Regions from separate parts of the Homo sapiens genome. Here region 1 is linked to region 2. A link is a contact called in ENCODE Hi-C or POLR2A ChIA-PET data. All regions are on one chromosome and are shown on one strand. Each heading gives the region's core, a stretch centred on a gene start or an enhancer-like site at or near the end of the contact. The rest is flanking DNA. Distances are from core to core; before and after follow the strand shown.

Evidence for each region. Hi-C counts contacts between places; a loop is a spot of excess contacts on that map. ChIA-PET counts read pairs that join two places held with the same protein, here RNA polymerase II (POLR2A). Pooled maps may share reads with other maps.
Region 1: a map with no recorded cell type shows a loop between it and region 2 (6-fold over the local background). The contact joins the enhancer-like site here to the promoter of SLC8A3 in region 2. A Hi-C loop is called at or near these places in 12 of 37 single-sample maps with no recorded cell type and 3 of 50 pooled maps. POLR2A ChIA-PET finds 5 or more read pairs at or near these places in 2 of 52 experiments (WTC11 and activated CD4-positive, alpha-beta memory T cell).

The regions. Positions count from the first base shown.
Region 1 is chr14:70,663,767-70,667,712 of GRCh38, forward strand. It overlaps TTC9 (tetratricopeptide repeat domain 9), which reads left to right. Exons shown (of 3, transcript NM_015351.2): 2 at 3,798-3,946. Among named protein-coding and RNA genes, the nearest start is that of TTC9, 24 kb to the left of the region's middle. RefSeq lists enhancers at 1,960-2,119, 2,617-3,117, 3,118-3,618. Within about 2 kb of position 1,830, at least 19 of the 41 ENCODE cell types and tissues checked have a DNase peak (open chromatin) inside an H3K27ac peak, as active enhancers do.
Region 2 is chr14:70,187,559-70,191,591 of GRCh38, forward strand. It overlaps SLC8A3 (solute carrier family 8 member A3), which reads right to left and starts at 1,393. Exons shown (of 7, transcript NM_182932.3): 1 at 821-1,393. It also overlaps the pseudogene LOC646548. RefSeq lists silencers at 828-967, 1,038-1,367.

The sequences.
Region 1 (3,946 bases), core at 580-3,079, 480 kb after region 2:
GTTAGGCATCAATTTTTGCTTGTTAGCTTTGGAACACAGCAGAAGGGAGTTTCCACAGATGACCTCTCTTTCTCCCCAGGGGCTGTGTGGGTTTCCGATGGCTTCAAATGCATCCCCACAGACACCCCAGAGGTCAAGTGCACAGTCTTGGAAGCCTGACAGAAGTGGGCTGATATCCTAATTCTACCCCCTTCCAGCTGGGTGACCTTCAGCAAGTTACTTCATTTCTCTGGAACTCAGTTTCATCATCTATAAAAGAAGGATAAAAATAGAACCTGTTTCATGGAGTTGATGTGAGGATTAAAAGACATAGTGTATGTGAAGTATTTAGCACCTCTGACACCAGAGAAGGGATTAATAACCATGAGGAGGACACACTGTGGGGCGATGCCACTTATCCTGAGGTCCACTGCAACCCCAGGTCCTGGCTAATGGCTACAGGGATGGGGAAGGAGCAATCAGGAGGCAGCCAGTCCACGTCGTCTTAACTTCCTCAGCCCTCACACGTGCCTGCTGTCATCCCATCTTACCTATCCCATGGGCTTACTAGATGTACCAGTAGCCACCCACCCAAAGCAGAGAGGTGCCTAAAAATCACCTGCAGGTAGCGCTGAGGCCAGCCTCCAGCCTGGCTGTCACCCCCTCCACCCCTGGATTCCCTTAAGAGTCCTGGCCTGGGCCGGGTGTAGTGGCTCACTCCTGTAATCCCAGCACTTTGGGAGGCTGAGGCAGGCAGATCACCAGAGGTCAGGAGTTCGAGACCAGCCTGACCAATATGGTGAAACCCCGTCTCTATTAAAACTACAAAAATTAGCTAGGCATGGTGGCGGGCATCTGTAGTAGTCCCAGCTACTTGGGAGGCTGAGACGGGAGAATTGCTTGAACCCAGGAGGCAGAGGTTGCAGTGAGCCGAGATCGCACCACTGCACTCCAGCCTAGGCAATAGAGCGTGACTCCATTTAAAAAAAAAAAAAAAAAGAGTCCTGGCCTAGCACCCCAACTTCTTATCCAGATTCTACCTCTTGGCCCAGCTATTTCTCCATCTTTCTGGGCCCTGTCTGTGGTGTCAGCTGAGGCTCCACACCCTATAACCAGCCTAGCCCTGCCTCCCTTGCCTCCCCCAAAGTCTGAACCCTGGTCCACAGCCAGGTATGCCAGTTCCCACCGGATCTGCAGGGGAACTAGAAATATTTTTACCAAATAAGTGCCAGAAATTGATTGCTGTGGTTCCTTTAACCCTTTGTGGGAAGGGGGAGGCTTCCCCATTTCCAGGCCTCTTTGCTTCCCCTGCCCCTGTCACCACCATTTTATGCATTCAAAAACTGTTATTTTATTTTATTTTTATTTTTATTTGTTAAATGGTCCTTTTCCTAGACTGCCAGGGTCAGCAAACAGAAGTGTCTGTTCAAAGAGGGAGGGCTGGACGGGAAGAGGGCTGCTAGGCCCGGTCAGAGAGGACTTCAGGCAGGGAGCGTGGAAGCTGTGGACAGGACAGCTTTTAGCTCTGGGAGCAGGTGCTGGAGCCAAGTCACACACAGGTAGCAGTCAGTGAGGTTCACATCCAGGAACCTTTTTACAGAAACCCCTCTCTCTCTCTGTACAGCTGTATAAGCACCAGCACAGGCTCCGACAACATGCAGGTGAGGAAGGGGACAGAAGGGCCTAAGATCCCACCATGGAGAGAGAGGGAGGAGAGGGGAGGGGGGCTTGTAGCATCAGCTTATCAGAAGGACCCCCTGGTGCACCAGAAGATTGTAGTCCTGGGTGAACAAGAGCTGCCCTCGGGGGTTAGCAGCCTGTTGCTTCTGTTGACTTGGCTTTCTGCCCTGCAGCCAGTGAAACCTGACAGGTCAGTTTCTAGATCTGGGCTGATTCTCTTTCACTTCCTGGTTCTCATACCTTCATCTTGACAGTCTGTGTATTTCTCCTCATTCTGTGAAAGAATGGAGTTTTTTGGTCCTAAATGCTCAAAAAAAATCTGGTCTCTTAAAAAATCTCAGCAATTCTGATACCTGGGAAGTTATTTAAGGGGTCAGAATGACTGACGTTAGACCCCTGAAGATTGAAATCAGTGACTTGTCTCTATCCTGAGGTGTCTTCTGTCAGTGTGGAAAAGTCTGGGCACAAAGAAGGAACAGAGCATCAGCATTCTCCCCCAGCCACCCAGCCGGGTTGTGAACAGAAGCACCAGTTTTGCCTCCTAAGTCTCTGTTTTTATTTGCTTTGAAGAAGCAGACAGGTGCCTTTTTCCTGTCTCTTTTTTTGTACTCCCTCCGAAGTATGCAACATACTTTGCCGTTGGTCAATGCCTACTAGATATTTGAGTGGTTAAATGGAGGCGAGGTGGCTCAGCAGGGTTGGGATTAGAGGGAGGTGCCTAGGGCACGAAATTTCAATCATTCTTCAAGGCCATTTAGTCATCCTCCAGGCGTGTCATCACTCTAGTCCCAGCCCTGTGGCTCCCTGTGGCTCAGGGCTGGTAAGGGAAAGCTCAAAGGGACATGGTTTACTCAAAGATGGCTGTTTGTGGGATGGGGAAGCTCTCCACCATGAGACCTGCCTGCCATAGCTTCCTCTTGCCTGGGACACCTAGGTCTCTCATGTCCAGACATGTGGCTTGTATGAGCTGGTCACTAGCCTACCAGAAAGCCCCCTCTCTCAGGAACTGCAGAGACAAATATACATGAAAGGGAACTTGAGGGAAGTCAGAGGCAGATGTTACTGGTACAAGACTAAAAAGAATTCTAAGAATGTTAACTAACATTTTTTTCATGCTTGCTATGTGCCAAGCCCACATTAAGTACTTTATGGCCATTATTTTATATAATCCCTCCAACAACTAGATTAGGAAGGACTTGGATTCTGGAGCCAGACAGCTTCAGCTTAAATCCCATCTTTGTCTCTTTCACGTTGTGTGGACTTGGGAAATTTCTTCAGCTCTCTGGGCCTCAGCTTCCTCACCTATAAAATTGAAACAGTAATAGTACCCACATTGGAGTATTCTGAGGATTATATCAGTAATACATGTAAAACAATGAGACCAGCATCTGTACAAGGTAAGCACTCAACAAATATTGGCCATGATGGTGATGATGATGATGAAGATGATGATGAAGAGATGATGATTGCCTCTGGTAGCTTATTCCTAAGGCTGCCTACAACAAAGTCCCACAAACTGGGTGACTTGAGATAATAGAAATGTATGATCTCACAGTTCCAGGGGCTAGGAGTCCAAGATCCAGGTGCTGGTGGGTTGTTATTCTGAAAGATGTGAGGAAGAATCTGTTCCATGCCTCTCTGTGAGGTTCTGGTAGCCTCAGGCATTCCTTGGCTTATGGATGGCTCTCTTCTCCCCATGTTTTATCATGTCGTCTTTCCTCTGTGTGTGTCTGTCTTTGTGTACATATTTCCCCTTTTTATAAGGATACCAGTCACACTGGATTAGGCCCTACTGTAATGACCTCAACTTGATCACCTCTGTAAAGATCCTGTCTCCAAATAAGGTCACATTCTTGTGTACTGCAGGTTAGGACTTCAACATATCTTTTGGTGGTGGAAGGGTGGGCATAATTCAACCCATAATACAAGGTTAAGTGACTTGCTCAAGCCTTGTTAACATGGCTTTTTAGTGATGAAACTGGTCAGGGAGGCTAGGATTATTGGAAGACAAATCCCAAGATGTAAACCCCAGTGGAAAACCCCAACCCTGCTAAACCTCTGGAGAGAAGCAACTCAAGGGAAACATGCAGAGCTGGCCACTGTTGTGCTGATGGCATTTTCCCTCCCTTCCTCCATAGCCTGCCTGCTCCAGGCTGAGCTGGTAAACTATGAACGAGTCAAGGAATATTGCCTCAAAGTCTTGAAGAAGGAAGGGGAGAACTTCAAGGCCCTTTACCGGTCTGGTGTGGCCTTCTACCACCTTGGGGACTATGACAAAGCACTCTAC
Region 2 (4,033 bases), core at 143-2,642:
TGTAGGAGCAGCAGCGCTAGCCTCTGAATCAGGGCTTTGACTGTGTGTGTGTGTGTGTGTGTGTGTGTGTGTGTGTGTGTGTCCGCGCGCGCGTGTGTGTTGGGGGATCGGGGGAGGGTTAGTTATATATTTCGATTCTCTCCACCGAGTCCCGGATCACGCAGACCACCAGGGGCTGGAGAGTGCAGCACTGGAGAAACCCTCCTTCTCCCTCGCCCCCTTGGCCCCAGCGGTGGGTGCTCTGGGGCTGCAGCTCCCGACCCGCGGCGGTGGAGTCCCGAGATTGGGGTGAGCGCGTGCGTGCGTATGTGCACGCGGGCGCGCGCCGAGTGGATAACGCGCTTCCCTGCTAGCCCCCAAACCCGGCGGACACTCACAGCACCAGAAGCACAACACGCCCTGGCCCAGGTGGCACACATATGCCGACATGCATCCAGCACACACAACACAGCAGTCAGTCTCCCCAAACAGCACCCGCTACCAACCCAGCATGCTCACGATCCAACTGTACCCACCTGCCCAGGCATCTCTCTCTGCCCCTCCCCACCCGGCGGCACCCTCCTGTAGACACCCACTCTGCCAGATCTGCCCCCCCAACACTGCATACACAATGTACACTTTCCGGGGCACCCTCACCCCACTTCTCCTGGCACTAAATCCACAGGAAGGCGGTTCATATGAATGATCTTGAGAAATAACTTAACCCCGTTACTCACAATCAGGGATCCTCTTAGGGGCATCCCAAGCCCCCCAACCTCTACCTCCCATGTCTCGGCTGCCCGCTAAGGGGGAAGGGCAGGAGGCTCACCCCATTACTCACCGTTTCCTCTCGGCCTCCCGAGCGGAGTGGGCAAGGGAGGGGGGTGAGGAAGGTACGCGATGCCCCCGCCGCCCGGCGCCTCACCGGTCGCAGCGGCTCATCGCCCCCGCGGGCTGCCCGCCGGCCGCAGCCGCGTCCGGGGCATGTCAGTCCGCCGCCGCCGCCCTCCCGCCGGGGTTCGTGGGCTCGCAGCTGTCAGGGAGCTGCGGGGCAGCGCATCTGGAGCGCGGGGTCTGGGAGGGAGGGTGTCTGGGGCCAGGGCGAGGGGCCCCGGGAGGGGTCCTTCCGCACGGATTTCAGAAAGAGGGAAACCCCGACCCAGAGCGGTGACTGGAATCTACGCCCGGGAGAGGCCCGGAGTCCCGGCCGCGGGCGGCGGGGGATTCCTGCAGGAAGGGGCAGGAAGGCAAGCAGCCCGGCGCGCCCTGGCGGCTCCGAGGGACCTGGGCTCGGGCTTGCGGTCGCGTCGCCTGGGCTTTCCCTGGGCTGGGAGCGCGCCGGGTCTCCGCCTTGCACGCTGTCACCGCGGGAGACGTCTCGGCCTCGCCGCGCGCAGAGGGGACGCGCGGAGAGGCTGGTTTCTGGGCGAGCGGAGAGCTTTGCCCATTAAGCTGCCGGAAGAAGCCAAATCAAAAAGCCAATCTCCAAGCCTCCAAACGGAACGTCACCCTATCAGCTGGGAGACAGCGCCGCACTGACTGACAAGCCGCGCATATTTATCCTCGCGCGCGGAGGGGAGACTCTCAGAACGCTCCTCGACCAGCAGCGAGGAAGTCGAGCCCGCATCCCGCATCCCGCATCCCGCATCCAGAGCCCCCGAGGGACGAATTCAGATCCAACCCCTGCCCCGCGGCCACCCACCCTAGTCGTTGGAGCCTGGCGCCCGCGCCTCCCGGCCGGCAGCACGTCAAAACGGCGGCGCGTCCTGACCTGGATTCCGCCGAGTTGGGAGCTCCAGGCAGCAGGCGGGCGCGCGGCACCGGCTTTCCCCTTGTCCTCAGGAGACGCTGCCTGCAATTCCGAAATTAAGTCTCCACCAAACACATCTGTGGTTTTTAAATATAGCAGGGAACTATTACCCAGGCAGGGTCCACCCAGGCCTAGGGGAGGAGTTGAGGGGGATGGAGATTGGCAGCGGAGGGAAAAGAAAACTCCTTTTTTCCCCCTCTTTTTTTCTTCTCTTCTTGGTGCAGAACCCAGCCTGTCATTTTCTCAACCCAAGTCAAACAACAGTTTGTGAGAGACGCTTGGGTGAGCTCTGGTATGTTGGCTTTTCGGGTTTCTAAAGCTAAAAATAAGAGGGGGCTGCCTCCCAAATTGCTGCTTACTCTGGGCCTGGAGGCTGGAAGAGAGCTGGTCCTTTGATGCAGCAGCGGGACTAGGGCTTGGGGCTTGGCTCAGGCGAAGTGTACACACGTAGCCTTAAATCAGATGCCTGTAATTTCTGCTATATTTGTCAGGCTTGGTCCTAGAGGCATGCGGGGTGGGCAAGCCACTCCTAAGAATGGGGTTTCAAGCCCTCAGCTTATCGGTGGCATTAGGCAGATCTAAAATGAGCCTGGTGGCTGGCCTTCTGTAGCGACACCAGTGCAGAAAAGTCAGAATGTAAGGGCAGGAAGTTGTTCTCTTTCAGGCCTCTCTGCTGCCTGAGGCTAAGTGTGAGGGGCCAACAAATGATAATAATACTTACCAAATAGCAGCACCTTTTAAGGGCCAGGAGTGGTGCTAGTGAATTTGATTGTATTACCTCATGCCATCCTACTAAAACTCTGTGAGCTAGGTACAATTACCAACTCCATTTTTTTGTTGAGGAAATTGAGCCTTAGGTTAAATAACCATCCCAAGGCCACGTGCAGCAGAGCCAAGGATTGAAATAAAATGCAACCAACCGGAGTTGTGCTGAGACGTCAACAGTGTGTGTGACTCCTGAGATCCCTGGCTCCTTTGCCCGGCTGCTCTGGAGCAAGGCTTGGTTCAAACAGATTAAGGGGGTGTAGAGACTAGGGAATCTCTAAGCCTGAGATGGCAGGAGGTCTTTGCTGGTCCTTTGACTCAGTGTTCCGTTAGCAAGCTGTGTGGTGGTTTCTGGCCTGAGTCCGGAGTCAGAATCCTGGATGTGCTCAGTAGGAGCAGTAGGAGTGCTTTCAGACCCCTGAACCTTTATGGGTCTTGAATTTCATTTAAAGTTAGGGCTGGGACTGACTTTGAAAGGTTTCAATAGCTTCTAAAGTTGTGGGATCTCAGGATATGTCAGTTACTGGGACTTACCTTGTGTCTGCTCCCGTGGAGAGTCACAATGCTGAGTCTACACATTGAGAGTCTACAGTAGAGACAAAGAGATGGCTAATGGGCACCTAAATTGATAGAGTTTTTAGGTAGGGCAATTTTGAAAGATACATCAAATTCCTTAAAAACGTGAATGCCTGTGACCCAGTAATTTTACTGGAAGAAATTTATTCTATGGCAATCATTAAGGATATGCTCAAATATTTAGTTACAAGGATATTCATGGTAGTGTTTTTAAGAGTGAAAAATTGGAAACATCTTAATTTTCCAACACAACAAATTGGTGAAGTAAACATGTTTTGTTGACATAATGCTGTATTCTACCACTGTAAAAATACAGATGCAGCATTCTGTGTACTGGTGTGGAAAGGTTTTTATAATATATCGTAGACAGAGAGAAAAAAAACCCCAGAACACAGTGTAACACAGCATGTGCGGGGGTGGCGGGGTGGGGATGAATGCCCTGGCAGCATAAAAACCCCAAAATGGTAGTGGTTATCTCTTGGTGGTGGGATTTCTGGTGATTTTGTTTCTCTTTGTATCAATCAACTTTATTGAGGTGTAATTTACATACAACAACTCACCTTTTTTCTGATCTATGCTTTATGAAGGCATCAAAAGCAAGGTCTAGTGCACAGGCTAAATGACTATCTCAGTAGTGAGGAACATGAATCTGCAAAACTATCCCAGTAGTGAGGAACATGAATAATATTTCAAGATACCTGCAAAAACTAACTGATGATATTAAAATATCTGACATTTCTAATGGAGATAAAGTTACAGGTATCCAAACATCACTACTACTACTAAAAACTCACCTGTTTTAAGTGTATAGTTTGAAGAGTTTTTATACAAGTACATACATGTAGAGCAACAACCTCAGTCAAGACATAGAACATTTTCATCTCCCCCAGAAGTCCTCTCAGG